Regions from separate parts of the Homo sapiens genome. Here region 2 is linked to region 1. Evidence: chromatin loops called from intact Hi-C (ENCODE). Cell type or tissue: heart right ventricle. All regions are shown on one strand. Each heading gives the region's core, and the rest is flanking DNA. Links, peaks and the distances in the headings are about the cores only. Region 1 has its middle 74 kb from the start of TIAM1. Region 2 has its middle 28 kb from the start of TIAM1.

Region 1 (16,485 bases), core at 3,002-11,001:
AGACTGCGAGTGTGTGTGTGTATGTGTGAGCAACTGTGTGTAAGAGTGTGTGTGACGGTACGTAAATGAGACAGTGAGAGTATGTGAGTGCGTAAGTGTATGAGACTGTGTGAGGGTGTTACGTATGTGAGCATGTGTGAGCGACTGTGTAAGAGTGTGTGTGATAGTGTGTATGTGTATGTGAGAGTGCATGAGACTGAGTTTATGTATAAGTGTGAGCATGTGTGAGCAACTGTGTAAGAATGTGTGCATATGTGTATGAGACTGTGTGAGAGTGAATTGAGTGTTAGTGTGTGTCAGTGACTATGTGTAAGTGTGTGTGCTGATATGTATATGTACGAGACAGGGCGTGAGAGTGTGTGTGAGTGTGTATGTGAGAGAGACACAGAGAGAAAGAAAGGGAGGAGAGAGAGGCAGAGGGAGGGGAGAGAAAAGAGAGAGACCAACAGAGACAGAAAGGGAGAGTCTGAATCCAGTCAACGTGAGTCCTCCCACTGGCAGGCAGATAAATTACCTGGTGGTTTCCTGTGTCTGACGGCAACTAAAATAAGGCATACAAAAGCATGAACTCAGCTGAAGTGAGAGCATTAGGGGCCCGCTCCTCACTGGACGATGTTACAAAGAGCCCCTGAAAAACATTCCATGTTACATCACGGCCACAAGGCAAGTGGCTCCAAGGGTGAGTGGGCTCCTGACATTGAGGACAGGACTGTCCTGCCCACTGGGGATGATTTAGAACCTCTCTCTGCCTCCCACCTCAATCATAAAAGCACCCCCACCCCCATGATCCTAAATGTCCTCAAAAGGGAAGTAGCACCCCACAGAAAATGAAACTCCTGAAATAATCCAAGGGCAAAGAGGAGAGTAAGAAGCTGGGGCTGTGCCTTGAACTTAAAATAATAATAATAACAAAATGCAGCAAATATTAAAAGCTAGAGATTTTAAATACAGGGGATGTCCTAGATTTCACTGTCTGGATAAAGGTGACTACAGAGCAGAAGTTAGCAAACTTCTTGTAAGAGGCCAGCAAAGAAGTATCTCAAACTCCAGGAGCCATTCAGCATGTCTCAACCCTGCCACAGAGGTGCAAAAGCAGCCGTGGAAGATAAATGTATACATGTGGCCATTTCCCAAGAAACTTTTTTTTTTTTTTTTTTTTTGGAGATAGGGTCTCACTCCCTTGCCCAGGCTGGAGTGCAATGGCGCCATCTCGGCTCACTGCAACCTCTGCCTCCCAGGTTCAAGCAATTCTCCTGCCTCAGCCTCCTCAATAGCTGGGATTACAGGTGCCTGCCACCATGCCCAGCTAATTTTTGTATTTTTAATAGAGATGAGGTTTCACCATGTTGGCTAGGCTAGTCTCAAACTCCTGGCCTCAAGTGATCCATCCGTCTTGGCCTCCCAAAGGGCTGGGATTACAGGCATGAGCTACCATGCCCAGCCCCAATAAATGTTATTTACAAAAACAGATGACAGGCGGGATCTGGCCTGCAGGCGGGCTATGGTTTGCCGACTGCTGGGTATCAAGTGTAAGAACGTATGTAATGGGCAATCGGACAGCACTAGAAAGTGCATTTCGTCAGCTCTTTTAAAGAAACAAGACGGCTACCCAAAGGAAAAGAAATCGTTATATCAGAAAGACACCTGCATTTTATATTTATTGCAGCAGGATTCACAGTAGCAACGATACAGAATCCACCTCGGTGTCTATCAACAGATGACTGGATAAAGGAAATGTGATATATATACACAATGGAATAGTATTCAGTTGTGCAAATGAATGAAATCATGTCTTCTGCAGCAACCTAGATGGAACTGGACGCCGTTATCTTAAGTCAGACACAGAAAGACAAGTATTGCAAGTGCTCACTTCTAAGTCGGAGCTAAATAATGTGTACTCATGGCTGTAGAGTGTGGAACGATAGACAACGAAGACTTGAAAGGATGGCGGGGTGCAAAGAGGGTAGATGATGAGAAATTACTTATGGGCACAATGTATGTTATTTGGGCCATTGGTACTCCATAACAGCAGTCCCCAGCCTTTTTGGCACCAGGGACCGGTTTCATGGAAGACAGTTTTTCCATGGATGAGGGGGTGGGGGATGGTTTCGGGATGAAACTGCTCCACCTCAGATCATCAGGCATTAGATTCTTATAAGGTGCACGAAGCCAGGCACAGTGGCTCACGCCTATAATCCCAGCACTTTGGGAGGCTGAGGCAGGTGGATCACCTGGGGTCAGGAGTTCGAGACCAACCTGGCCAACATGGTGAAACCCCATCTCTACTAAAAATACAAAAATTAGCCGGGCATGATAGTGCATGCCTGGAATCCCAGCTACTTGGGAGGCTGAGGAAGGAGAATCACTTGAACCTGGGAGGGAGAGGTTGCAGTGAGCTGGGATCACGCCACTGCACTCCAGCCTGGGAAAGAGAGCAAGACTGTCTCAGGTTAAAAAAAAAAAAAAAAAAAAAAAAGGGAGCACGCAACCTAGATCCCTCGCTCGCATGTGCAGTTCACAATAGGGCTCATGCTCCTATGAGAATCTCATGCTGATCTGACAGGAGGCAGAGCTCAGGTGGTAATGCTCACTCACAGGCCGCATACCTCCTGCTGCGTGGCCTGGTTCCTAACAGACCATAGACAGGTACTGGTCCATGGCCTGGGGATTGGGGACCCCTCCCCTAAAAGCCCTGACTTCACCACTATGCTGCAATCTATGCATGTAACAAAATCGGACATGTATTCCATAAATTTGGACCACTAAACTAAAATATAAAGAAACAAAATAATATCGTAATTCTCCTTTCTCAGATGCTTCTGTTCCTGGATGGGAAGATCTCCCCACATCCACTAATTTGTATCTCCCTTACTCCTGGCTTGTGCATGTCTTCCTCTTTCTGCGTATTTCTTTTTTCTTTTCTTTTCTTTTCTTTTTTTTTTTTTTTTTTTTTTTGAGACGGAGTCTCACTCTGTTGCCCAGGCTGGAGTGCAGTGGCACGATCTCAGCTCACTGCAACCTCCGCCTCCCGGGTTCACGCCATTCTCCTGCCTCAGCCTCCCAAGTAGCTGGGACTACAGGCACATGCCAACATGCCCGGCTAATTTTTTTGTATTTGCAGTAGAGACGGGGTTTCACCGTGTTAGCCAGGATGGTCTCGATTTCCTGACGTCGTGATCCACCCGCCCCGGCCTCCCAAAGTGCTGGGATTATAGGCATGAGCCACCACGCCCGGCCCTCTTTCTGCATATTTCATTGCACTCCATTCTCCCCTCAGTTTTGCTCCTGTCTTTGTCCCCTGCGAAAGGAATACGATTAAATTGATTATCATTCTGCTCCATTAAAAAACAATGGGTAAAATGTATTATCTAGCATTCGCCAGGCCCCTCATCACAGATATGCTGTTTCTTGATACCAGCTCCAGATCAGATTTGAAGTCCCAGGCAAAGAACGTGCAAACAGACCAACCAGATGCCATCTCCTTCCACAGGGTTCCAGTGCTGCTAAATGAGATGAAGACCCAGTCCCAAAGCTGTGAGTGTGACTCAGCCAGTCCCCCCGCAACACGAGCTGGGGTTACGTCACCTGCACAAGGTCAACATCTGGAAAGCAGCAGAGCAACCGTCGTGATGGGAGTGGTGCATTCTTCCAAGTTCAAGGCAACTGCAAACATGACATTTGGCGGATGACAAAGGCCTAAAAGGAGACTTAGGATTTGGTTCAACTCTGTACTTCATTCCCTACCGCCTCAGGCTCTCAGGAGCCCATGGATTTTGCCACTCTGAAAGCACAAGAGAGAGAATTCCAGAGTTGCGGAGAAAAATCTTTGGCAAGCCTCGAAAATGGCCAGAACTCATTTTCTTTGTGACAGCGGAACATACAAGCTAAGGGTCCCCATGTAAAAGTTCCCGTCCTCTTGTGAATCTCCTTAACAACAAGGAGCAGTCAAGTGTCCGTAAGAAAAGCATAAATATACAGCTTATGTACACATGTCTTCTGCAGGTGGTTTTCATCAGACTCAAAAGCGAAGCTGTCCTTTTTCTTCTCGAATCTAACAGTGAAGAATCCCAAAGGATATGAAAAGCTCTCAGAATGAATCAGCCACCACTGGGAAAAGCTTACTAACAGGGCTAATTCCAGGGGCCAGTGGCAGATGGAGGTGGGAGCAACGGCCCCTTTCTATGTGTCCAGTGAACAATCAAAAAAGCATCCCAGGTCAGCTGAGGACCCTCCACCATTTCCTCCTGTCTCTTGTCCAACTTGATGACTTCCAGAACTAAAATATTAAAGAGTGTCTACGTCAGGAAGTGACATCAACCAGAACAATATGAGCCTCTGAAGGACAGGTGTCTGGGCAGTTGGACCCGAACCATAGAAAAAAGAAATTCTCTCTTCTGTTGCCACTGGTGCAGATGGATGAGATCTGAGAATCATTTCCTCAGCGGGCAAAAACCCAGGGAAGAGGAACTGGAAAAAGGTCACGTCCAAACAAATATGTCAACCAAACGAAGAGAGTCCCAAAAGGCATGGGCGGACACACACCGCCCACAATAGGAGAAAGCCACCACTGATTTGAAATCATCACGCACTCCAAGGAACATTCTCACAAATGGCCCCTGGGAAAGTTTGTGTGGTCAGGTGGTTAGATGGCCCTAGGAGGCAGGAAGTCACAGAAAGGGTGTACCCCTGAGGGATGGGGAATGTTCTGTGACTCTTCCAACACTGAGTGTCTCCTTACACCTATAAAACTAAAGCTAGGGCAAAATCAGCAGTCCACGTAAAACAAATGGGAGAGCCTCAGCTATAGAATGTCTTCTTACCCAACGGCCCCAAAGCGTAAGAGAAAATCCCACTATCCCATATAAGATGTCTCTACAAAGTGCTTAGCACAAGGTCAGGAATCCTCAGTAAATTTAACCTAAATTTATAATGTTATTGGTTATCTTATTAACAACAACAATAATATTCATAGCTGCCAATGAAGCAGGTGTTCCCTCCAGAGATTAAAAACTCAGTTACCGTCTAAGCAAACCCATTGAGTTCGCTAATGAACCACTTTCTGGAAATCATAGCTATTCAAAATATTCTTTCAAAGTCCAGTATCCCCCATGTGCAAACACTTGCAGTGTCTGCCCCTTCTTCCCCTCCCATTTCTAACCCAGCAATCAGGGATATGGGTGATCAGTTACTGATGCTAGGACCCAATGTCCTCATTCCAACTAAAATACAACACACTACCTTCACCCAGCTTGCTTTTCTCTGTCGCCACAATTTTTCTCTCCTTTACTTCTCCACTATATGAAGAAATGGTAGGATTGTTGTGGCCTCTTCTGGTTTTACCATTCTCAGCTTCTACACCCTTTTCTTCACATTGCTTTGTTTCCAAGGGCTCCATGACTCCGTTTTACTGGTCAGGGAAGATAATTTGAACGTTTGAGCTCCTGGGTGATGTGGGGACAAAACTGGCCTCTCATTCATTTTTGGCCATGACCCAACAGAATGCCTTCCCCACACTGTCTCCTCCATGTCTCTGTCTCGGCCACCTCCCAGGTCAAGCTCATCTTTATCCTAGTTTATGACCACAGGCTCCTAACAGACATCCTGCCTTCTAGGCCTCCTCCCACCAACCAGCCTTCCCAATGCTACCCAAGGGATTTCTCTCCAAGGCAGGACATAGATTTCATTCTTCCCTAATGAGAAGCTTTCAGTGGCTTTAACTTTCTGTTAGTAAAATTCAAGCTCTTTGGGGTTACCTTTAAAAAGGCCTCCATAACGTGACGCCAGTGGGGCTCTCTCTTCTCCCCTCTCGCCAAATCCTCACAAATCCTATATACCAGCCCCATAGGACAACTCCTCTCCTATTGTGCCCTGCACCTTCAACACTCCACCATTTCCCTGCATGCCTCTGCCACCCGATGCCTCCCAACTCTGGCTAGTCTTCGAAGCACCCTGCAAGATATGCCTCAAATACTGTGCATTCCACATAGTGAAATTTTTTTAATTTTAATAGTTTTGGGAGTACAGGTGGTTTCTGGTTACATGGATAAGTTCTTCAGTGTTGATTGCTGAGATTTTGGTGCAGCCATCACCCAAACAGTATACACTGTACCCCATATGTAGTCTTTTATCCCTTACCCCCTTCCCAACCTTTCCCCCTGAGTCCCCAGAATCCATTATATCACTCTTATGCCTTTGCATCCTCATAGCCTAGTGCCCACTTATAAGTGAGAACATACAATATTTGGTTTTCCATTCCTGAGTTACTTCACCTAGAATAATGGCCTCCAGCTCCATCCAAGTTGCGCAACAGACATGATTTCATTCCTTTTTGTGGCTGTTCCAAGGCAAATATATGCCACATTTTCTTTATCTACTCATTGGCTAATGTGCACACAAAGTGAAGTTTAATATCCAGATAAAAGTGATCACTTGCTCAGCGCTCTCAACCACTTTGCTTACATGACACATATTAAGGGGGACTCCTTAAACTATGTTGGGACATCATGTAGTGGGCCCTAAAGTGAATCAAATTAACATCTGATATGATCCAAGCAAAGATCTTGGTGTGGGACCGAATCAACAAGTCAAAGGAATGTCTTTAATGGGGATGCTGCCTGTATTCATCTGTTTTGACGCTGCTGATAAAGACATATCCAAGATTCAGTAATTATTTTATTTTATTGTATTTCATTTTATTTTATTTTTTTGAGACAGAGTTTCACTCTTGTTGCCCAGGCTGGAGCGCAATGGCACAATCTCGGCTCACTGCAACCTCTGCCTCCTGGGTTCAAGCAATTCTCCTGCCTCAGCCTCCCAAGTAGCTGGGACTACAGGCATGCGCCACCACGTCTGGCTAATTTTTTGTATTTAGTAGAGATGTGGTTTCACTATGTTTGTCAGGCTAGTCTTGAACTCCTGACCTCAGGTGATCTGCCCACCTTGGCCTCCCAAAGTGCTGGGATTACAGTTGTGAGCCACTGTGCCTGGCCAACTGAGTAATTTATAAACAAAAAGAGATTTAAATGGACTCATAGTTCCACATGGCTGGGGAGGCCTCACAGTCACAGCAGAAGGCAAAAGGCACGCCTTACATGGTGGCAGGCAAAAGGAAAAAATGAGAATCAAGCAAAAGGGGAAATCCCTTATAAAAACATCAGATCTCATGAGACTTACTACCATGAGAACAGTACGGGGGAAACCACCCCCATGATTCAATTATCTCCCACTGGGTCCCTCCCACAATACGTGAGAATTATGGGAGCTACAATTCAAGATGAGATTTGGGTGGGGACACAGCCAAACTATATCAGTGTCCTAACAAGCAAAAAGCAAGCACTTGCCATCAGGGACAGAAGAGAACAGATGTACACCTGCAGGTCAATTCCTGCCACACTCTACCTGTGCAGTCAGGGACATGGAGGTTTTCAACAGGATGACCAGGGACAGTCTCGCTGAAAAAGAAACATGACAGAACCCACACCTGAAGGGGGTACATTATGTAACTACCTGGGGAAGAGTGCTCCAGGTAGAGAGACACAGGACAAGAGGCTTGAGGCTGGCACTTGCCATATGAATGAGCAACAGCTGAGTGGAGAGAGAGAGAAATTGAAGATGGGAAGGGGCAGCTCAAGTCAGCCAGGAACCACTGTGAGCCCTTCAGTTTTTATTTCGGGGCAATTGGAAAGGCCCAAAAGGTACTGAGCAGAGTGACACTATCTGACTTTTAAAAAGGTGCCCTCTAGGCCAGGTGCGGTGGCTCATACCTGTAATCCCAGCACTTTGGCAGATCACTTGAGGTCAGGAGTTTGAGACCAGCCTGGCCAACATGGCGAAACCCCATCTCTACTGAAAGTACAAAAATTAGCAGGGCGTGGTGGCACACGCCTGTAATCCCAGCTACTCGGGAGGCTGAGACAGGAGAATCACTTGAACCCGGCAGGCGGAAGTTGAGGTGAGCCGAGATCACGCCACTGCACTCCAGCCTGGGCGACAGAGCGAGACTCTGTCTCAAAAAAAAAAAAAAAAAAAAAAAAAAAGTTGCCCTCTGGCTACTGTTTAGACACAGGGTGGTGGGAAGGCAAGAGAAAAAGCAGCATCCAAATGCAAATTAAACAGCTGCTGTTTTCAGGCAGGGACTGAAAACACCAGCTACCAACTTGGATTTAAGAAAATGGCCAAGGGTGTCCACTCTCCCCTACCCCGGTGGCTGCAGATACAAAGACCTGCAGCATCCTGGCGAGGGATGAAAGGAGAGCTCTCTGTAGTTTTTCAGGCCAACTCCACAGAAGCTATTAGAAAGGTTAGCAGTAAGTGCAGCCCAGCTTTAAACACAGGAGTTAGAGGGGTCACCTCAAATGAAAAGGAGACTGAGAGACAACCTTCTCTTGGGAGCTCCCCTGGAAACAGAGGAAAACACACCGCCAGAGAAGAAAGTCGCCCTGAAAATACCAGCGACACTGGACTTTGCACAGAATCAGCTTCAGAGAGAGGCCTTTTGCTGCAAGCAGGGTGGCGAGGCCTCTTAGAACTACCGTTTCTTTTACTGCAGTTGAAGGAAAGAAAAAGGAGTCAAGGTCACACACTCAGGTGGCTTTGAAGCCCAGCCCCCACCGAGCGGTCTAGCCCAGTAATCCTAGGTTGAAGATGTGTGCAAATTACTCTTCTCTGCACCTCCCATGGTCTCCACGAGATCTGCCGGGCACACCAGGGCTGGCCAGTGACCCTCCTGAAGGAGCTTCAGCTCTGGAATCAACTCAGCCTGAGACCCTGGTAACTAAACTCCTCCAACCTCCTCGCTTCTCCTCCAAAAATCGGTATTCAGTGAGATTCACGTATGAAGAGCACTCAGCACAAGGATGGTACTCAGCAAAGGGGAGTTATTATTGGGATCATTATTGCTAATTCTCTTCAGCTGCACATGAATGCGTGAGAAATTCATGTTAAGTAAAGTAAAATAATGGAAACATTCACTGGTACCATAAGCAATAGATGCATCATCATTAAACAATAGAGTGATAAAAACAGGACAGTGACGCACCTTGTAGAGCGATGTGTCATCTAAAACATCTATTCAAGGAACAGAAGACTCACCTTCAGTTAAATGCCATCCTCCCCAAGATCTTGATCCTTCGGAGATACAAAATCTTCAGCAACACTTACAAGTGAGCTGTTAATACTAGTATGTCCAGACGCTGATGACAGCATTTAAAACCCTCTTTCTGGACACTAATTCAGCAATAATATGCATTAGATGCGTTTAACAGTTTAAACTCTTTTTCCAGTAAATCTGTGTTTAAAATTTTTAATCTAAGGATGGAATAAAAGATACAAAGATTTACACACAAAGAAGTTAATACACCCCACAAGTAGAAAAACAAAAGTGGAAAACAAAATGATGAGCAAAAAGAAGCAATTAAATAAACTACATAACATCCTAGACTGAGCGTGGTGGCTTACACCTGTAATCCCAGCACTTTGGGAGGTCAAGGCGGGTGGATCACCTGAGGTCAGGAGTTCAAGACCAGCCTAGCCAACATGGTGAAACCCCGTCTCTACTAAAAATACAAAAATTATCCAAGCGTGGTGGCGCGTCTGTGGTCCCAGCTACTTGGGAGGCTGAGGCAGGAGAATCGCTTGAACCCGAGAGGTGGAGGCTGCAGCGAGCCAAGATCGTGCTATTGCACTCCAGCCTGGGCAACAAAAGCAAAACTCCGTCTCAAAAACTAAAAATAAAAAATAAATAAACTATATAACATCCTTATAAGAAACTTCTCTGCAATTTTTGAAAAAGCGACTTTAGGAAAAATATCTGTCAGGAGAACCTGAGCTACCTGAGAACCTAGCAAATGGGCAAGGTTGGATGAGATGCAATTTCCTGACTTTGCCACATAATAATAATGATATGTCATGGTATAGAAAACAAGCCTTGAAAGGGACAAAACAGCTCATAGCCCAGGACAGCCACATCAGCCTCCATGTCTGTAAAAAATACCCATGCACCAGAGCCTTCTCCTCTTCTGTTGCATCTCCTCTGGACATCAGTGAACACAAGCTCCACAGAAATTCCAGGAACTAATAGAAAGAACCAGTTGACCTTTCCAGGGAGGCTTACTTAAGGGAAATTTGTGAAAAACTTTTCCAGTATCCCAGACCCTAAAGAGTCTAAAGGTGAGTACATGCAATAAAGCCTCGAAGCAAAGCATATCAGATTGTCCAAAATGATGCAACCATTTAGAATTCATTGAATTGACCACCTGACTTGTTTTACTGTGGTCTACATCACTGTTAGTGTTGGATGTGGTTTTAACCAAGTGTGTATTTTCCAAACTTTGTCCAGCAGAGTAGAATTGCTTTCAGAACTCAAACTTCTATCTAGGGGGTCAAATAGGGTCTCCCTCAAAATAGTGGGTCAAATAGGGTCTCCCCAAAAAATTCACATCCACTCAGAACTTCAGAATGTGACGTTGCTTGGAAATAGGGTCTTTGCAGGTGTAATTAAGATGAAGTCGGCCAGGTGCGGTGACTCACGTCTGTAATCCCAGCACTTTGGGAGGCCAAGGTGGGTGGACCACCTGAGGTCAGGAGTTCGAGACCAGCCTGGCCAACATGGTGAAGCCCCGTCTCTACTAAAAATACAAAAATTAGCCGGGTATGGTGGCGGGTGCCTGTAATCCCAGCTACTTCGGAGGCTGAGGCAGGGGAATCGCTTGAACCTGGGAGGTAGAGGTTGCAGTGAGTGCAGTGAGCCGAGATCATGCCACTACACTCCAGCCTGGGCAACAGAGTGAGACTTCCTCTTAAAAAAAAAAAAGAAAAGAAAAGAAAAAAAAAGATGAGGTCATACTGAATTAGAATGGCCCCTAAATCCAATGACTAGTGGCCTTTAAAGAAGAGAGGACATACAGAGAAGGCCAAGTGAAGAGGGAGGCAGTGACTGGACGTTGCAGCTACAAGCCAAGAAATGCTAAAGATTGCTAGGAGCCACCAGAAGAAGAGTCGGGAAGAATTCCTCCATAGAGCAGGGGTCCCTAACCCTCGGGCTGCTGACCGATACCAGTCTATGGCCTGTTAGGAGCTGGGCCACACAGCAGGAGGTGGGCAGTGGGCAAGCGGGTGAGCATTACCACCTGAGCTCCGCCTCCTGTCAGATCAGCGGTGACATCAGATTCTCATAGGAGCATGAACCCTGTTGTGAACGGCGCACGCGAGGGATCTAGGTTGCGCACTCCTTATGAGAATCGAATGCCGATGATCTGAGATGGAACAGTTTCATTCTGAAACCTTGGGTCCGTGGGAAAAACTGTCTTCCATGAAACTTGTCCCTGGTGATAAAAAGCTTGGGGAACACTGCCCCAGAGCATTCAGAAGGAGCATGCCAGCCGGCTGCAGTGGCCACGCCTATAATCCCAACGTTGTGGAAGGCCATGGCAGGAGGACGGCTTGAGGCCAGACTTTTAAGACTAGCCTGAGCAACACAGTGAGACCCTATCTCTACAAAAGAAAAAAAAATTAGTCAGGCATGGTAGTGCACGCCAGTACTCCTAGCTACTCGCGAGGCTGAAGCAGGAGGATCTCTTGAGCCCAGGAGGTCGAGACTGCAGTGAGTTATAATCACACCACTGCACTCCAGTCGAGTTGCTGCAGGTAAACAAGAGTTCCATAGGCCTAGATAGGTGACAGAATGACCCTGTCTCTAAAAAAAACAAAAAACAACAACAAAAAAAGGTAGCATGCCTTGCCAACACCTTGACTTCAGGCTTCTGGCTTCCAGAGAACTGCGAGAGAATATATTCCTGTTTTCGTAAGCCACCAAGTTGGTGGCAATATGTGATGGCAGCCCTAGAAAACTAATACAACCTACATACAAAAGTCTCAAAGTAAAGACAAGAAAATCACACAAAAGAGGGATTATTGAGAGGAGAGAATATTAAGAACACATGTTACTTTACAGCTCCGTCTCAGGATACGTATCAAGGATGGAAGATACTCCTGAAGAAATGCTGAAAGCTAAAATTAAGATTTTATAAGCAGTTTTCTTGTTCCTCTGAGCAGTGGTTCCGAAGCATTGGTGTGCATAAGCGTTACGTGGCAAGAGCATTAGAGTGCAGACTCCCAAGCCCCCACCCAAGATCCTGATGCAACAGATGGTATTTTTAACAAGGAACCCTAGATTCCAGTGACACTGGCCTCCTGATCACATTTACGAGAAGTCTGTTGGGAGCTGAACATACATATAACAAAAACATCCTCTGGGGATGTTCATCAAACTCCCTATCCAGCAACCCAAAACCAGATGACCCCTTGATGCCTGCGCTCACACCATCCACGACTGCCACCAGCAATGTCCTGTGCCTCCACCTGCACTCCACCTTTGCACCAATGAGCACCTCTCATGAACACATTGAGTATCTTTGTACCTTTGCTCATGATCTCTACTCAGGGGTTCCTCTCCCTGCCATGGACATATTGGCTTTCTAAAGAAAGTTTGTTCACCTTCCAAAATCCCAATTAAGCATCATTGCTCCGTAAAGATTCCCTAGCATGCTTAAGGGAGAATCATCCATTGCTCCTGCAGCACACTGGACCAGCCTGCAGCATAGACAGCTGTCTGCCCCATGACATGGGGCGCTCCCTACAGGCCCAGTCTCTCTCTCTCTTTACTGTATCACTGTATCACTGTCACACAGAGTCACTTAAAAGTCACTTAATACACACTGATTGAGGGGGTTCCTGATAAGAGAACTGTGAACAGCACTATCTTTTTTTTTTTTTTTTTTTTTTTTTTGAGACGGAGTCTGGCTCTGTCACCCAGGCTGGAGTGCAGTGGCATGATCTCCGCTCACTGCAAGCTCCGCCTCCCGGGTTCACGCCATTCTCCTGCCTCAGTCTCCCGAGTAGCTGGGACTACAGGCGCCCGCCACCACACCTGGCTAATTTTTTGTATTTTTAGTAGAGACAGGGTTTCACCATGTTAGCCAGGATAGTCTCGATCTCCTGACCTCATGATCCCCTCGCCTCGGCCTCCCAAAGCGCTGGGATTACAGGCGTGAGCCACCGCGCCCAGCCTGGCACTATCTTGAAGATGTGAAATAAAAGTCAAGAGTAGCCTACCCTCGCTGTCCCTGCCCCATCATTATACACATTCAGAGAATCCACAGTTTCTCCATTATAGAAACTAGCACACTTGTGATTAATATCAGCATACTAATTCACTTAATGTCCATCTTCCCCACAAGCCTGTGAGCTCTCTGCAGCCAGGGGCTGTGTCTGCTATTTACTGCTGTACCTCTAGGCCCTAGCCCTATAACGAACTCATGGTGATAAATGAATCCTTCACATGTGAGATCATTTGGCATCCTAGAAAGTTGTAAAAAAAAAAAAAAAAAAAAAAAAAAAAACCTTGAAAACATTATGCTACGTGAAAGAAGCCAGTCACAAAAGACCACACATTTTATGATCCCATTTATATGAAACGTCCGGAATAGGCAAGGCCACAGAGAAAGAAAGTAAATTAATGATTATCGGGGGGGGCGGGGGGGGGGTCAAGGGAGTTGGGGAGAAATAGGGAATGATTTGGGGCATGATGAGAGTGTTCTGAAGTTGATTGTAGTGATGATTGCACAACACTGAGAATATACTAAAAAACCACTGAATTATACACTTTACGTGCATGAATTGCACGGTGTGTGAATTATATCTCAATAAAGCTGTTAAAGTTATAGAAGTTCTGCTGTTACAGATACTTGAAAATTAAGTTTGCTCAGAAAAGGAAAATGGTCTAATTGGGAGAAACCATGGAAATCTTTTAGAAGACGCATGGTCTTCTTTCTTTTTCATTTTTAATAGATGCAGATTCGGTTTTATTTAGTATCCTGTAACTAGAGCTTAAATGCTTGTGAACATCTGGTCTGAGCTGCTCATTTCTAAAGAAATAAAAACTGAGACTCAGAAGTTCAGTGATTTGTCTACGATCTCACAGCCAGTGTGAGGAAGCTTAAGATTCAAACTCAATCACAGCTATTCACAGAAGAAAAAGGGTGGATTTGTGGATGCCATCCAAGTACCCACCAACAGGTGTGTGGATAAACGAAATGCGGTGTAGACGTTCCATGGAATATTATTCAGCCTTAAAAGGAAAAATATTCTGACACATGCTACAATATGGATGAACCTTGAAGACATTATGCTAACTGAAATAAACCAGTTGCAAAAAGAGAAATCCTGTGTGCTTCCACTTATATGAGGTACCTAGAGTACCAAATTCATAGAGAAGGAAGGAAAATGGTGGTTGCCAGGGGCTGGGGGAGCAGAGGGAGAATGTGGAGTGATTATTTATTAAACACAGAGTTTCCGTTTCGCAAGATGAAAAGAGTTCTGGAGACTGCACAGGAATGTAAATTAACTGTACTGAACTGTACACATCAAAAGTGCTAAGATGGGCTGGCGCAGTGGCTCACGCCTATAATCCCAGCACTTTTGGAGGCCAAGGCAGGCGGATCACTTGAGGTCAGGAGTTCGAGACCAGCCTGACCAATATGGTAAAATCCTGTCTCCACTTAAAAAATACAAAAATGAGCTGGGTGTGGTGGTGCAGGCCTGTAATCCCAGCTACTACAGAGGCTGAGGCAGGAGAATCGCTTGAACTGGGGAGGCAGAGGTTGCAGTGAGCCAAGATCATACCACTGCACTCCAGTCCAGGCAACAGAGCAGGACTCCGTCTCAAACAAAAAAAAAAAAAGAAAACAAAACAAAATAGCTAAGATGGTGAATTTTATATTATTTTACCGTAATTAAAAATAAACAATTTTTTTAAATCCAAAGTCAAGTCTCCTAACTCTCATCCTGAACTCTCTTCCACGGTGGCCCTTCCCGGACCCAGTGGAATGCACAGATGGAAAGGAAAGCAGGCTGCTTGCTCAGACTTCACAACGGAGAAATCAGAGAGGCCCAAGTCACTGCTTCCAAGGAATTTCGAGAATTTTAACAAATCTCAGCAGGAGCAATCAGTACACAGATCAATAAAATGGAGGCCACTCCACAGGTCTGAGTCTTCCCAAAACGCAGCCCTGCCAAGAGGTAAATGGATGGCAGCAAAAGATAATCTGGTATTGAGTGCCAAGCAGGTTAGACAGCTTCTCAGACTTAAATGAGTTTAAGTCAACTAGGGATCTTGAGATTCTGTGATTCTGGTTTAGTTGGTCTGCAATTACGCATTTCTAACAAACTCCTACATGATGCTGGTCCAGGGACTGCTTTTTTTTTTTTTTTACATTTTTATTTCAATTCCCTCCCTCCCTCCCTCCCTCCCTCTCTCCCTCTTTCTTTCTTTCTCTCTCTCTTTCTTTCTCTCTCTCTCTTTCTTTCTCTCTCTCTCTTCCTTTTTGAGACAGAGTCTCGCTCTGTCGCCCAGGCTGGGTTGCAATGGCGAGATCTCAGCTCATTGCAACCTCCGCCTCGCAGGTTCAAGCAATTCTCCTGCCTCATCTTCCCGAGTAGCTGGGATTACAAGCACATGCCACCACACCCACCTAATTTTTTGTACTTTTAATAGAGATAGGGTTTTGCTAATTTTTGTATTTTTAGTAGAGATGAGGTCTCGTCATGTTGGCCAGGCTGGTCTCAAACTCCTGACCTCAGGTGATCCACCTGCCTGGGCTTCCCAAAGTGCTGGGATTACAGGCGTAAACCACCGCGCCCAGACCATTTTAATAGTTTTTGGGGATCAGGCGGTTTTTGGTTACATGGATAAGTCCTTTAGTGGTGATTTCTGAGATTTTGGTGCACCCATCACCCAAGCAGTGTACACTGTACCCAGTATGTGGTCTTTTATCCCTCACCCACCTCCCACCCTTCCTCCTGAGTCCCCAAAGTCCATTGTATCACTCTTATGTCTTTGCATAAGGGCCCGCTTTTTAACACTTTGAGTAGCTGGCGTAGCAATGAAACTACATCACATTCCTTACCCCAAATGAGAAGCCACCTTCTCAGACTTGGGGCTCCATGGGATCATTCTATTTTCAGTAGATCTAAGCACACGATGACAAGCCAACACATTTCAGCTCACTTTAGGTTGAGTTAGAAAACATACATATTTCACTTCCACGGTTTGTGAAAATGAAATCTTCATTATGTTAAAATCAGGCCAGTGGATTGGTTGCTTGATTGCAGGGGAAGGAAAGAAACCAACTGTGGTCTGTTTCTAAAGGAAATATAAAATAGGACTTAAAACTCAGAAGTCAGTGGAATGTGGTCTAATAACTGATTCAGAAACTCACTCAGGTCCCTTGGTAAGCCACAATGTCAGGAGCTACAACTGAAAGAGAGCCCAAACATTCCACTTTGCAGAGAGTCATAGCACGGTTTTTTTCAACTTTGGTTTTCATGAAGTCTGGGGTTTCATGCCAGTTCTTAGTGAAAATTAACTTGAAAGAAAAGTCATCAGAACAGCAAGAAAAAGCAATTTGTAAGGCCCAGAGCCTCATCAAC
Region 2 (16,485 bases), core at 3,320-11,319, 46 kb before region 1:
TCCTAGTAATAAAGTCTGTGATTTCAGCATTTTACAGGAAGGTAAAAACACATTCACAATAGCACTAGCCGATAGCTTTCTTAAGTAACTGCATGGTGAGCTTCATAGTATCCCCCGTTCCTAAAGACAGATTAGAGGCCCCAGCACTGCACTGTTTCAGATTTCTGTGGGCCACCAAAAATAAAAAGCATCCCAGGTGGAGTAAACTTGTTAACCAAAGGGCTACTTAAAAATAAAATTGCTTGTAGAGAGCTCTCTTACAGCTTAATGAATGAGGCACCATTTCTCAAACTAAGATTGTGATCAAATGAGAAACCCTCCAAAGACCTCTGCTGAATACCTCACTTACACTCAAGCCTCCGCAGAGGGAGCCAATGAATGAGCCCCCAGCAACTGAAGTGGGTGTGGGGGAGTGGAGAAGGTTATATTTGAGCATGTGATGGTAGAATTGAGAAAGCACTGAGACATCAGCCACAGATGGAGAGGAAAGAGCAGCTCTACCTATAGGAATTGTTAATAAGAGTTCTGTACTCTCTATTAACAAATCTTGGAACAGCTGACACCATGATGGCCAGGGACCATGGATGGACGGATGGATGGATGGGTGGATGGATGGATGGCTGCATGGATTGATTGATGGATGGATGGACGAATGGACAGACTGAGTAAAGAATGGTGGCAGTTACAGCTGAGTGGGTGTGTGTTGATGGGGGAGGAAGGACAGAGGACAGGCCAACCACACCATAATTGTTGAGTAATGGCACAGTCCAGAGTGGGCAAAGTTTTTCTTTAAAGAATCAGATAAATATTTCAATCTTTGCGAGCCATATACTCTCTATTGAGCTCTGCCCTTGTTATGTAAAAGCAACCAAAGACAGTAAGTAAATGAAAATGACTTTGTTCCAATAAAACTTTATTCATGAATGCTGAAATCTGAATTTCATGATTTTTACATGACACCAATTATTCTTCTTTTCCCCCCAGCCGCTTAAAAATGTAAAAGACATTTTTAGTTCAAGGATCTTACAAGAATCAGTGGAATTTGGCCCTCAGGCCAGAATTCAACGACCCCAGATCTAGTCTCCAAACACGCCAGTCACTCAGGATAGTGATCAGGAAAGAAGATCTCCCCAGCAGATCCTGGGAAGAGATCTAACACAACGCACATTTTCTATTCTGTGCTCTGTATATACTTCTCCTTCTGTCTTTATTGCATAATTCTCCATGGATGTGCTGATGTTTCCGTCTTGTCCAATGGGATATAGGAAGCACCTGCTGGCAGGGTCTGTGTCTCACTTATTTCTTTCTTTTTTTTTTTTTTTTTTTGAGAGGGAGTCTCGCTCTGTCGCCCAGGCTGGAGTGCAGGGGCATGATCTCGGCTCACTGCAAGCTCTGCCTCCCGGGTTCACGCCATTCTCCTGCCTCAGCCTCCCAAGTAGCTGGGACTACAGGCACCCGCCACCACGCCTGGCTAATTTTTTGTATTTTTTAGTAGAGATGGGGTTTCACACCATGTTAGCCAGGATGGTCTCGATCTCCTGACCTCGTGATCCACCTGCCTCGGCCTCCCAAAGTGCGGGATTACAGGCGTGAGCCACTGTGCCCAGCCTGTGTCACATATTTCTAAATCTTCAGCACTTGGCATAGTACCTGGAACATAACAGGTGCTTGAGAGATATTCCCTGAATCAAACCATATTCCCCAACAACTGCAAGATTTCACTGTCAAAGTATGACATAAGGCCGGGCACGGAGGCTTATGCCTGTAATCCCGGCACTTTGGAAGGCTCAGGCAGGTGGATCACGAAGTCAAGAGATTGAGACCATCCTGGCCAACATGGTGAAACCCCGTCTGTACTAAAATATACAAAAATTAGCTGCACCTATAGTCCCAGCTACTCAGGAGGCTGAGGCAGGAGAATCACTTAACCCGGGAGGTGGAGGTTGCAGTGAGCCGAGGTAGCTCCACTGCACTCCAGCCTGGAGACAGAGCAAGACTCTGTCTCAAAAAAAAAAAAAAAAAAAAAAAAGTGTGACTTGAAAGGCAATCCACCTTGATACCAGGCATCCCCTATCTGATGTCACAGCCATGAATACTATGCCCTTGGCCCTTGGGATGGTTGACAGAGGTCATAGGAAGTAAACCGTACTCATAACCTTGAAGCTGGATTTCACCCTTTGCCAAAAGCAACTCTTAGTTTGTCACATTGTAAAAGGCAGGAAACCAGTTACCTTATTCTTGCCATGACCACACAGATGTTACTTAACTTACGCATGTCCCAAATGGAAAGAAACATATCCATCCGTTAGCAGAGAATGAAAAACATGTCACCCTTTGGCTCCTCAGTTTGGGAATTGATGGGCAATGAACACACTCCTGGTTCCTTTTCTTTCCCATCCATCTCTCCCTCCAGGCCATCCATCAGGAGAAAGCTCAATGTCATCTTCATGGTGAGCACTATGTAGCCATATCCTACAGGCTTTCTTTGCAATACTTAAGTTTCCAAGGAAGGCAGAGACTATTAAAAAGAGGATGCTCAGGGGCTTTCTTTTTTCAGACAGAGTCTTGCTCTGTCACCCAGGCTGGAGTGCAGTGGTGCCATCTTGGCTCACTGCAACCTCCACATCCCAGGTTCAAGCGATTCTCCTGCCTCAACCTCCCGAGTAGCTGGGAATTACAGGCATGTGCCATCATGCCTGGCCAATTTTTCTATTTTTAACGGAGACGGGGTTTCGCCATGTTGGCCAGGCTGGTCTTGAACTCTTAACCTCATGTGATCCACCCGCCTCAGCCTACCAAAGTGCTGGGATTATAGGCGTGAGTCACCATGCCCAGCCTCTTTTTAACACTTTACTGGAAATCTTGACTAGAAGTATGCCAGGGTCAAATCTGTATACAAAGGGAATACAAAGAACCACAGGAGAATCTGTAAGGAAATGACTCATGAGTATTCAGATTTGGATGGGTCCCAGAAAATAGCTCCAGAAACATAATTGCAATCCCAGGCAGGAAGCCAGGCAGGCAGGTAAGCAGGCAAGAAGTAAGGAGAGAAGGAAGGAGGGAGGGAGGGAGGGAGAGAGGAAAGGAGGAAGTGAAGAAGAGAAGAAGGGCACAAACAGAGCAACTCACCTGGTTCATCCTCAACCCCCACCTGCCCCAGCAGTCTTTCAGTTGCAAGCCCTATGAACAGCAAAGGGGACACAGAGCTGGAAGAACGCCACTATTGCCTTTCTCTAGGTAGGTCTGTCAGTAACTCTTTGCTTGATTTGCACCAAGACTTAGTTTCCCAGTCAACAGAATGGGACTAGAAGTACCCAGACCAACAGGCCGAAATAACCTCATTCTGTACATTTTTGAAATTCACTAGTTATCCATTTTAAATGGCATTTGGATTCTTTTTTTCTTTGTGAAGAAGTCTCCATAGCAACTGAACTTGAATACCTTGGTATTCAACCCAAACTTACCTACCTAATAAGTTTGGCAAGAATGTTTTTATTCTTTTCTTACCAAAGGCCACATTTAAGAGGATCCAGAAATTCTGACAGGCCTCATGCATTCTATCTGAGACCAAAGAGCAGACAACCAAGAGACCTGTTTATCAGCAAAAGCAGCAACATTCCGTTTCTTCGCCATTTGGGTAACTCTGTCCTTTATCAATTACAGTCCTTGACAGACTCATTCCTATTCGTTACCTATTTGTTCTTGTGTGTTGGTATTATATTTTCCACATCCTCATGGGCCACTAAATTATAATATTTTAACTTCAAATGACGTCTAACTTGGAATCACGTAATCAATATTACTTTACTGAGTGTTTATCTTCCCTAAACTGCTTCATGGACCACAAAAGAAGACCTAAAAAACAACATCTGATGCTCAGTTTCAATGGATCAATGAGCTGAACCCAAAAATAGCCACTCTAGAATATTCATGAGAGGCCTCTCAGTATAACTGGAAACTTCATACCAAGTTTCACTTTCAAAGAATTCATTTTAAAACATGTTCTCTGATTTTAAACTCAGTTATTTATATGATATTAAAGAGACTTTAACCAACTTGATGGCAAACCTAACAAAAGATGTCTACCAATTATTTTAACTTCATCAAAGGTTTTAAGGGAAACTATTTAAGACATATTAACAACTTCCTATTTTGTTCCATAGGCCCCATTCTTAAAAGGCTCCTCAGGGCTTTAATATTCCATAATATTAAAAGGGCTTTAATATTCCATAATAATTTATTTTACGCTTTCTTAATAACCTTTTCTCAAACTCCAGGTGAATCATTTCTGCAATTTGTTACTGTTTGTAGCTCAACAAATTATTCATTTGAGCTGGCTGAGCCACACGCATAACATTTTTAATTAGAGTGCCACAGTTGACTTCAAATCCAAAATATCCCAATCCAAAATTATTCTGTAGGCTTCGGATTTGCTGCCAGGAGTCTAAAAAGCTAAAAATAGCGACCAAACTTTCACATCACAAGGCAGAAAAAAGCATTTCAAGAAAGCGTACAGGCTTCAAATAGATGCGTGAACAGATCCCAAAAGGCAGGCATAGGCTGACAAGACTTCAGATTTGACCGTCCCCAGTATACTTATATTTGTAAGAAGAAAAGGACGGGAGAAAAACTCAGTAAAACAGCAGCTCATAATGATAAGCTACATAGAGTAGCAGCAGGGGGAAATATGGCAAAACTGGTAAAATACAAGCGTCTAGACTCTCTTTAGTATAAAACTAAAGATATTAAATTAGCATGTCAATTTTGAACAAATCTATAATAATGCAATCAGCAAACTTCAGAATGTAAGATACTTTACAAAGCAAAGGACTTGGACTCTTAAGTAAAGAGAAAAGAGAAGAAAGAAAGGGATGATAGGTCGGGCGTGGTGGCTCACGCCTGTAATCCCAGCACTTTGGGAGGCCGAGGCGGGCGGATCACGAGGTCGGGAGATAGAGACATGGTGAAACCCCATCTCTACTAAAAACACAGAAAATTAGCCGGCCGTGGTGGCGGGAGCCTGTAGTCTCAGCTTCTTGGGAGGCTGAGGCAGGAGAACAGCGTGAACCCGGGAGGCGGAGCTTGCAGTGAGCCGAGATTGTGCCACTGCACTCCAGCCTGGGTGACAGAGCGAGAATCCATCTCAAAAAAAAAGAAAGAAAGAAAGAAAGGGATGATAATGAGGAAGCTACATGAGACTGAAGGTACACATGCATCAGTTGCAAGGTGCTTTGGTCTCAATGTCTGTGTGCCCTTCAGATTCATATGCTGAAATCCCAACCTCCAAGGCAATGGTATTAGAAGGTGAAATATTAGATGGTGGGAAGGGTAGGAGGGAAGGGAGGATAAGGAAAGGTTGCTTAACAGATACCAAATTACAGCTAAATGGCAGGAATAAGTTCTAGAGATCTATACCACTATAGGGTGACTACAGTTAACAATAATTTATTGTACATTTTCAAAAAGCTAGAAGAAAGGATTCTGAATGTTCCCAACGTAAAAAAATAATAAATGTTTGAAATGATGGATATGGTAATTACTTTGATTTGATCATCACACATTGTATACTTGTATCAAAATATCACTCTGTGTCCCATAAATATGTACAATTATTACATGTCAACTAAAAATAAAAGGAAAAATACATTTAAAAGAAGAAGAAGGGTTAGGAGGCTGAGGCGGGTGGATCACAAGGTCAGGAGTTCGAGACCAGCCTGATCAACATGGTGAAACCCCGTCTCTACTAATACAAAAATTAGCTGGGCGTGGTGGCACGTGCCTGTAATCCCATCTACTCAGGAGGCTGAGGCAGGAGACTCGCTTGAACCCGGGAGGCAGAGGTTGCAATGAGCCAAGATCGCGCCACTGCACTCCAGCCTGGGGTAGGACTTTTGGGAAATAATTGGTGTCCTTATAAAGGGGGCCTAAGAGAGACCCCTTTCCCTTCCACCACATGAGGACACAGTGAAAAGACAGTAGTCTATGAACCAGGAAGCAGGCCCTCACCAGGCACTGAATCTGCCTTGGTTTTGGACTTCCAATACCCAAGAACCATGAGAAATAAATTTCTGTTCTATCTAAGTTACCCAGATTAGGGTGCTTTGTTATAGGAGCCGAATGGACTGAGACACAATGTATGGGTGTTATTTGGATCACGATTCAAAAAGATGAGCTGTTAAAAAATTATGAGACAGAGGTTAAGTTTGAAAAGTGACCATATGCCTGATAATATTGAGATACACAGGCAATATGGCTTTTCTTTTTATTTTTTGAACCCAGACAGAGGCTGGAACAATATGGCTTTTTTATGTTCTTATCTTTAGCAGTATATACAGATGAAATGAGAGCATATCTGTGATTCATATACAGACAACCCAGTATGGGTATGTGGGTGTGTTTTTGTGTGTGCACGCGCATGTGTGTGTAGTGACTGCAGGCCAAAGTAGATTGGCCACAGGTTGATATTCCCTGAAGGTGGGTGATGAGTATGTGAGAGTTTCTGTGGGGGTTTATATACTATCCTCTCAATGTGTAAATGTTTGAAATTACCCACAATAAAAAGGTTTTCAAAAAACAATATGTACAAGACATACTGCGGTCTATATGCCCAGACTATACCTCTGGGTGGCCTGAGGGTGTGTGTGGCCTGCAGACATATTTTGTTTGGACAGTGGACTGTTTAAAAAAATGTTGTTTCCTTTTTGATCCAATATTTAAAAATAAGAAGACTTCACATAAAAATTAGGATTTCCAACTAATCTTGAAAAAATAGAAAGATCTGGCAGCAGTAGGCTATAGCAACAAGCCCCGGTATGCAGCCTGTGCCGCCCTCTCTCAGACCCAGCACCCACACATTTCTGGGGCCTCCCTGGTCTGTGGCCATTTGAGTTTGGCCCCCAGTGTCCCAGGCTTTTCAGAGCAGCAACTCAGTGCCAACCTCCAGGGACAAACTTTCCAGAATGACTGTGTTCTTCTCTCAGCCCAGACTCCTAGAGCTTTGTTTTCTGACCAGTCATCAAAAGTTCCTGACAACAACTTCAATTCAAGCACTTGAAGAGTTTTAGTTTATATTACACAAAGCGGTGATTCAAAACATATGGGTAGTCAACAGACTGGAAAAGAAAACCCCAGAGTTTCTGAAGTTTATTTGGCTTGAGGACCTCTGGCCGGTTCTGCCGACTCTCCTTATCATTCAGGCAACAGGACTGGCTCCTGTCTTGCTCCACAGACTCCCAGAATGCAAAGGCAGGAAGGGGGCTAAGAGCTCATTTAGTACCTTCCTCCTCATTTTACGATGAGACTCAAGCCAAGGGAGGTTGAGTAATTCATCCAATCACTTTCCAAGGGGTCTCTGGAGGAAGGGATGGGAAAGAAAATGTAATGTAAGATGGAGTGCTGACAGCTCCTATACACATGCCAGAGTTACTGGATGACAATTTGTTCCTGCATGTTTTTACTCCCTGCAAAGTACTTTTCCAGTATGATTATGGAACAAGAGCAACGTTTCTCTAGAAAAAGATAGATTTTCAACCTTAAAAAGAACTAAGGGTTGAACCACTTGGGTCATGATATTCCTGTTTAATGGACCACTCTAAGAGGAATGACCGTTGATGAGGTCTCCTGGCACCTAACTGATGTTCCTCACTTGTACAATTACTTGTCATCAGGCAAGAAGACAAATAAGAGGAAGGACAGGAAAGTCCTTCTAACTCCTCAGGTTCTCTGAAGACTCTTTTAGATCCTAGACTCTTCATAACGGCTCTCAGACTCATTCACCCCTTCAGCCCGGCTGAGTCAAAGGAAATTCTCAAGGTCATGCAGTGGCCACCATATTTGCAGAGCCCACCCTCGGTGAACTTGGGTTCTTCCCAAAGTGAACTCACCCAGTTAACAATAGACTATTCTTGAAATTTAATTAATTCAATGGCAGACAAGCCAAAAGAAGAGAAATTAAAGCAACCCTGAGGCAATATGAGTTTGCACAGTGGAGTACATGTAATACTCCCAGCTCCCCAACGCGGAAGGCTCATTTTCCTCTAGTTCCACCTCATGGGCTGGCACATCCCATCAGCTTTCTTATCACTTCTGATGGGCTTTAAGTTAGCAACTCTTTTCTCCCATTAAAAATGTAGGAAAACATCATCAGATTTTGTCATCCAAGGTCTATAGGCACCATAGCAATCACTTAGCTGGGGTTCCCCGGCTTTCTGGGCATCAAAAACTGGGCTTGAGGAGCTCCTTCTGGGCCAGTGGTCACAGGTTATATCACATTAATTAGTCTGACTCATAATTGCTCACCACCACTGTTAAGCTGAAAAGGTTTGAACTGAGTGCCCAGTAGGAAATATGGAGGCTTTGGAGCCTTAGGGGGGCATCTGTGACCAACCCCTGCTCAGCCGGAACCTAAGAACCACGAGAGCAGTGGGAGAGGAGCCACAGAAATCAGTCTGGCAAGAGAGGGCCAAAGTTGAAACTGAGACAGTGGCCACAGAGGTGAAGAGAAGATGTGGACAGGAAGGGGCAGGCGAGGGTAGGGGTGGGGGCAGGGTTTGAAAAACTAGGTAGCTAGAGAGGCTATGTACCAACATGACATAAAAGATACAAAACTGGCTGGGTAGGTGGCTTACACCTGTAATCCCCCAGCACATTGGAAGGCCAAGGCAGGAGGATCACTTGAGACCAGCCTGGGCAACTCAGTGGTGCGGTGGCTCACACCTGTAATCCCGGCACTTTGGGAGGCCAAGGCAGGCAGATTTCCTGAGGTTGGGAGTTCGAGACCAGCTTGACCAACATGAAGAAACCCCATCTCTACTAAAAATACAAAATTAGCCAGGCGTGGTGGCGCATGCCTGTAATAGCAGCTACTCGGGAGGGTGAGGCAGGAGAATCACTTGAACCCGGGAGGCAGAGGTTTCGGTGAGCCGAGATTGCACCATTGCACTCCAGCCTGGGCAACAAGAGCAAAACTCTGTCTCAAAAAAAAAAAAAGAAAAGAAAAGAAAAGAAAAAGAAAGAAAAGAAATTCCTTCTCTACCAAAAACAAAAACAAACACAAAAATTAGCTGGGCATGGTGGCACGTGCCTGTGGTCCCCCAGCTACTCAGGAGGCTGAAGCAGGAGGATCATTTGAGCCCGAGAGGCAGAGGTTGCAGTAAGGTGAGACTATACCACTGCACTCCAGCTTGGGATACAGGATGAGACCCTGTCATAAAATTCCTTTCTTTTGCTCTGCATTAGTCTCTTTTCACACTGCTGATAAAGACATACCCGAAACTGGGAACAAAGAGAGGTTTAATTGCACTTACAGTTCCACATGGCTGGGGAGGCCTCAGAATCATGGCAGGAAGCGAAAGGCACTTCTTTCGTGGTGGTGGCAAGAGAAAAATGAGAGACAAGCAAAAGCAGAAACCCCTGATAAACCCATCGGATCTCGTGAGACTTATTTATAAGCCAAACCATATCATGCTCATATAACAAATATGCCTTGAGCACCTAACATATGGCAGGTACTGTGCAAAGCACTAAGATACAAGAGACAGCAGAAAAGAACAGGGAAGAAACAGAAAGAGAGGCAGGAGGGTGTCTGGAATTTTTTTCTTTCAGGGGAGTACTAGAGATGAGAGAAGAGTAATAAGCCCATTCAGAGAGATGCTGAGTTAAAGAGAAAGCTGATGAGCAGAAGAAACTAGAGAAAACTAATTCAAGAAAATGATCAAATCTAGCCATGCGTCTACATAAATATACTTCCTTTTCCCCCATCGTTTAAATCAAAATCCCTCTTACCTGGTCGTTCCCTCTTCCTCTCCCCACTCCTCCCATATCCTCAAAGCTGCCATCACCTACAACAGCTCCCTCTGGAAGCAGCAGCATCCTCTCTTCTCACTCAAGCACAGCCCCAACCAAGGTCACCAGAAGCCCCACCCCCACCACATCTGTCACTCTAAATGGCCTTTCCCCTCCTTGGTATCTGGGTAGCCCCTGAAACCACCAGCCATGCCCTTGTTGGGGAAGCCTCTCATTTAAATTCTGTACCAATTACAGAAAATTCCATGTAAGTTCCAGACCCAACTCGCTCAGTGCTTGGCGCTGTGAAGAATGCCAACACCGAGTATGGAACCCATTCCTCCCAAATGGCACAGCTGGTGTGCAGCGGGCAGGGGGCGATCCCATAAAACAGATACTGGGTGCTGGTAAGAAGAGGATGGGAAGCAACCACTGGGCAAACGATCAAAAACTATCCACTACAGCATCCAAGTTTCCTTCCTGTAGCTTTGACAATTTCTTCCCAAACTTCCTCCGGCTCCCTTTCCTTCTCCCACCTCATATACCTACATATACGGAATATTCTGCATCTGTCCCTCCAAATGCCCATTGGAACTCTCAGCAACTTCACACATCTACTGGAATCCAGCACTCAGGACTAAAGGATCGGATATCCTCCCTCCCTGACTCCTCAAATTGACCTGAATCTCAAGGTGGAAGGAAGAGATGGACAGGAACAGGAGGGGCTGTGAAACTCAAGACTCCCTGGGACAAGCTGACACTTGCTCTGGGTTCCCACCCATCACGCTGCTCCTGCAAAGAAGTTCATCCCATCAAACTGAAGGAAAACATCAGGTTCCCAGCAGGGGGACAGATTGTTCCAAGGCAATATGGGATAAGACTTGGTTCCCAGAATTTATTTATTCAGCTTCTAGGACCAAAGCGACAACTAGCCAACTGATAATTTTGGAATATATTTATAAAAGAAAAACAAATATTCGTTATTCCTCTGGGCCATTAAATTATTTTAAACAGATAATACCCTCCTTTAAAAAAAGATTAAATTTCTATTTTCAACCACTAAAAATGAAGTTTGGCATAGATTCAGTGATGAGGGGAAGCAGAGAGAAATTTAGCAAGAAATGGCAGAGAAAGGGTGAAATTTCTGGTCTTTACATTAGACACAGTGACTCAGATTCTTTAGTTTTTCACCTTGTACTAGAATTCTCTGTATGTTTTTTACACACAGCAGAGAAATATACCCACTTTTGAACTCTTAATTTTGGCTCTTTATTCTTTACTACTAAATAATATTCTAAGAAACATCCAGTATGCGGTTGGCTTTCACAAACATTTCAGATAAATAAAACATCAGAAAGTCACTGTTTAATAGAAAAAAAAGTGATTTCCAATTACCACCAACATTCTAACAAACACAAACAGAGCAAAGCCATCTACCTCCAGGCAAATGTGGTGTTTGGGTACAAAAATGTACATGCATTTGTGCATGAATATGTATATATCTCCGTGTAGTATACACATATACATGTGTATGTTCAAGTAATAAAGACTAAACAATGGGCAAAATACCAGAATTATCAGAATCACTTTCAGTGGTAAGTAAATAACAATTATTTTCCCCTTCGTCCACCTTTCTGTTTTTTCAACTTCCCACCATGTTCATTCATATATAGAAAAGGAAAAATCAACAACTTTATTTTTTATCACACATATGAAGATGTATGTTCTTATAAGGTATGCTCATCTTCTTATATCAAAAAAGCCAGGCACTAAATAGAAACCTATACATCCTGTGCCACCAAAAAAACCCATAAATTGCAAAGTGAAGCTGAGTTTCTCTTTTTTTTACTATATGCAAACCTGTTTATTAAGAGTAGAAAAAAGGCCAGGTGTGGTGGCTCACGCCTGTAATCCCAGCACTTTGGGAGGCTGAGGCAGGAGGATCACAAGGTCAGGAGTTCGAGACCAGCCTGACCAACATGGTGAAACACCATCTCTACTAAAAATACAAAAATTAGCCGGGCATGATGGTGGGCGCCTGTAATCCCAGCTACTCGGGAGGCTGAGGCAGGAGAATCACTGGAATCCAGGAGGCAGAGGTTGCAGTGAGCTGAGATTGTGCCACTGCACTCCGGCCTAGGTGACACAGTGAGACTCCACCTCAAAAAAAATTTAAAAAAAAAAGAGTAGAAAAAAATAGAGTCCTTTGTGTCAAATTGCTATGTATATGCTTAAGGGCAAGCATTTCGTAAACGATACTGCCACATCCTACCCTTTGTTTTTTGAGATCTCTGGTTCTCTATTTCCTTAATTGTGCTTCCCCACATAGAGCTAAAATGAGTAGCATGAACAGATGTATACATTCACACACGCATGTACACATGTGCACACTCACACACCATCCCTGATAAATGCATCTCAGTCTCTGACCATAACACCAATCACCAAGAACATGATTCTCCCCAAACCATAGGTGCTATCTCAGGCTCCTGGGCTCACTGTCTCGCACTCCACGGTATGCAGGGCACCCAGGTTTCCGTCTGCACCCTCTCCATTTCATGTTTCCACAGGGAAAGACATACAGTGTTTAAAGCAAACTCCTGATTATGCGTGCTAATGAAGGCAAACATTGGCACAGATGCGTGTTTGGCACGAGATTTCCCTAATTGCATTTTGCTTAGGCTACCATCAAAATTAGTTAGTGCTCCCCCAAACACACGCACAGCAGAGGGAGGAGGAGATGCCCACTGAAAGGACTTGTGGGTGATGGAGGGATGGCTAAACTGTGACATCGGCCTCAAATAAAAGAACCTTTTCCATACTCAGTGCCTACATGCTGACTAATGTCATGTTCAACTGGTCTTTAAAGTGCAGAGGAAATCTAGAATGCCTTCTGTAATATCCTGGATGAATGGTAAGTGATGGAGCTCCAATCTAGAAAGCACAAAATTTTAGGCAACTCCTTGCTCTGCTTCTGAGATAGGAATTTTTACTTTATTTTATTTTATTTTTTGAATCAGAGTCTCACTCTGTCACCCGGGCTGGGGTGCAGTGGCACGATCTCAGCTCACTGCAACCTCTGCCTCCCGGGTTCAAGCAATTCTCCTGCCTTAGCCTCACGAGCAGCTGGGATAACAGGCGGACGCCACCATGCCTGGCTCATTTTTGTCTTTTTTTTTTTTTTTTTTTTTTTTTAGTAGACACAGGGTTTTACCATGTTGGGCAAGCTGGTCTTGAACTCCTGACCTCAAGTGATCTGCCCACCTCAGCTTCCCAAAGTGCTACGATTACAGGTGTGAGCCACTGCACCTGGCTGAAACTTTTTTTTTTTTTTTTTTTAAGATAGATTTAAGAGATGCCTTTCTGCAACTCCCACCTGCTGGAGAAACTCAGACCAATTCTCTATCATTTCTGTATGGTAAGCCTTCAAATAACAGAAGAAAGTGGTCCTGTCTTCCCTTACTGCTTCTTCCTCCGGGTAAGCTGCTACCCTTGGCAGGGTTTCCTGTCACCATTTTGGTTCTGCTCGTCTGACTACTCAACTCACTCAAGGTCTTCCTTAAAACACTGACCATGGAGCTGGCTCTAGTCCTCAAGGGCTGGAGTGCCCTCCTGAAAATTCAGTGGGATCAGGACACTATGCTCCCCTTAGCCCAAGAGTGGGCTCATTCATCTGCAGTGACTACATCACGCCTCTGACAGACACTGATGCCAAGCCAAACCCTTCTGTATATGTACAACAATTTATTCTTTTTGTCTCATTGTCCTCAAACTGTACAGGACATCACATTCCTGCTTTTTAAAGGTTATCTAGCAGGTTTCTGTCTGCCATCCTAGGCTACTAAGGGTATTTAGACTTTGTACTGAAGATCCCGCAGGGGTCTTCTTGGATACCACATCTCCCATCCAGATGCGATATCCAGTTCAGAAACAGTCAGCAGCTACATTTTTCACTGTGTCCATTGAGGAATAAGAAAAAAAAAAAAAAGTGGGCCAGGTGCGGTGGCTCACACCTGTAATCCCAGCACTTTGGGAGGCCGAGGTGGGCAGATCACTTGAAGATGGGAGTTCAAGACCTGCCTGACCAACATGAAGAAACCCCGTCTCTACTAAAAATACAAAATTAGTCGAGCATGGTGGTACATGCCTGTAATCCCAGCTATTCAGGAGGCTGAGGCAGGAGAATCACTTGAACCTGGGAGGTGGAGGTTGCAGTGAGCTGAGGTCATGCCATTGCACTCCAGCCTGGGTAACAAGAGCGAAACTCTGTCTCAAAAAAAAAAAAAAAAAAAAAGTCATTAAAAGCTGCAGGAGAGAGAATGACATAAATAAGAAGAAACAAGATAAGCCAAAAGAGCCACAGAGCCCAGAATCCTGGGGGCCTCACCATCCAGCACAATCCCTAGATAGGTAACATTACTGTTCATGTTAGCCAGGAGGCACCTTATGTCTTCAAAAAAAATTAACACCAACCTCCTTTAAAAAAAATTCACATGATCTTGGCTTGATGTATGTTATTTGCAAACAGGAGTCCTATCTAACATAGAAACTATTCTGGTAGAAAAAGTCAGTGTCCCACATAAAGTACCTTGCCAATTTCTATTAAGGTATTGGGCAGTCTGTCCTACCAGTGTGATTCACTAATTAACTTTCTTTGGTACGTTCCAGCCTGCTTCAAATCCGCAAGGATCCCTGCTCTCCAAAGGGCATTTTAGTATCTTAACCCTCAAGGCTTTTAACCATTTTACTCCCATTTCTACTTGGCTTCCCTGATTCCCTGAAGACAATCTTTTTCCCACTCATACTCGCTGCCACACAATTTGGCCAAGAGAGTTGGTCTTCGGTATCCGTAGGTTCTGCACCCCTGGGTTCCACCAACTGCAGATCCAAAATATTTTAAAAAAGGAAAAATAGATGGTTGCACTGCATCCGTACTGCATATGTACAGGCTTGTTTTGCTTGTCACTATTCCCTAAATAATGCAGTATAACAACAATTTACATAGCATTTACATTGCATTAGGTATTATAAGTAATCTAGAGATTGCTTATAATATATTGGAGAATGTGCATAGGTTTTGTGCAAATACTAAACTATTTTATTTGTTTTATTTTGTTTTTTCAATTGAGATGGAGTCTCGCTCTGTCGCCCAGTTGACAATGCAATGGCGCAATCTCGGCTCACTGCAACCTCCATTGCCCGGGTTCAAGCGATTCTCCTGCCTCAGCCTCCCAAGTAGCTAAGATTACAGGCACCCGCCACCACACCCGGCTAATTTTTGTATTTTCAGTAAAGACAAGGCTTTGCCATGTTGGCTAGGCTGGTCTTGAACTCCTGACCTCAGGTGATCTGCCCACCTCAGCCTCCCAAAGTGCTGATATTACAGGCATGAGCCACCTCGCCTGGCCTACACTATTTTATATAAGGAACTTGAGCAGCCATGGATTTTAGTATCTGTGGGGGAGCAGAGGTCTGGATCCAATTCCCCACGAATACCAAGGGATGACTATACAGTGACATTAATGAAATAACATCAATGAATAATTTCTGCTTCCAAAAACACTGCACTATGCCCTAGCCAAAGAATCACCCAAGGTTGGACTCTAGGCAAGTTATAAGTAACTCTAGACTCCAAATGGATAATAGAAGACCCAGTCCTTAAGAAAAAAAAAAAAATGTGAAAACGTATGTCCACACAAAAGCTTGTACACAAGTTTCGTAGCAGCATTAGCTGTTATGGCCAAAAAGAAAAATAACCCAAATGTCCATCAATTAATGAGTGGATAAATAAAATATGGTACAGCCATACAATAGAGTATTACACAGCAATAAAAAGAAATGAAGTACTGAGACACAATACAACAAAGATCAACCTCAAAAACATGCCAAGTGAAAGAAGCCAGTCAAAAAAGACTCCATACTGCATAATTCCTTTCATATAAAATGTCCAGAACAGGAAATCTATGGAGACAAATTAAATGGTTGGGGTTGGGGATTGGGTGAGAAGAGCTGGAGGGAAATACGGATGGCTGGTAATGGGTACAGAGTTTCTTCTGTCCTAAGAACAATTTTGAGGATGGTGGCAAAACTTTATAAATGTACTAAAATTATGGAACTGGCAGGGTATGTTGGTTCATGCCTGTAATCCCAGCACTTTTGGGAGGCTAAGGCAGGCGGATCATTTGACTCAGGAGTTCAAGATCAGCATGACCAACATGGTGAAACCCTGTCTCTACTAAAAATACAAAAAATTGGCCAGGCATGGTGGTGCACACCTGTAATCTCAGCTACTCGGGAGGCTGGGCATGAGAATCGCTTGAACCTGAGAGGTGGAGGTTGCAGTTGGAGCACGCCACCGCACTCTAGCCTGAGCGAAATAGTGAGACTTTGTCTCAAACAATAAATGTTAAGTGGCTCACGCTGTAATCCCAGCACTTTGGGAGGCCGAGGTGGGTGGATCACTTGAGGTCAGGAGTTCGAGACCAGCCTGTCCAACATGGTGAAACCCTGTCTCTACTAAAAATACAAAGTTAGCTGGGTGTGGTGGCACATGCCGGTAATCTCAGTTACTTGGGAGGCTGAGGCAGGAGAATCACTTGAATCCAGGAGGCGGAGGATGCAGTGAGCTGAGATCACACCATTGCACTCCAGCCTGGGCAACAAGAGCGAAATTCCATCTCAAAAAAATAAAGTAATATAATA

Evidence for each region. A loop is a pair of places that touch in the nucleus more often than their neighbours do. Peaks named below come from ENCODE experiments on the same cell type or tissue, not always from the same donor. Only the 100,000 strongest peaks of a DNase experiment are listed, where the experiment ranks them.
Region 2: it touches region 1 in a loop (5-fold over the local background); 2 of 110 quality-filtered maps call a loop at or near these places.

The regions. Positions count from the first base shown.
Region 1 is chr21:31,410,333-31,426,817 of GRCh38, forward strand. It overlaps a transcript of TIAM1 not described here. Among named protein-coding and RNA genes, the nearest start is that of TIAM1, 74 kb to the left of the region's middle. In heart right ventricle, for the core only: no CTCF peak of the experiment used is centred there; no DNase peak of the experiment used is centred there.
Region 2 is chr21:31,364,081-31,380,565 of GRCh38, forward strand. It overlaps a transcript of TIAM1 not described here. Among named protein-coding and RNA genes, the nearest start is that of TIAM1, 28 kb to the left of the region's middle. RefSeq lists an enhancer at 2,349-3,548. In heart right ventricle, for the core only: no CTCF peak of the experiment used is centred there; DNase peaks (open chromatin) are centred at 6,878, 7,201 and 10,561; H3K27ac peaks cover 1,416 bases; H3K27me3 peaks cover 988 bases.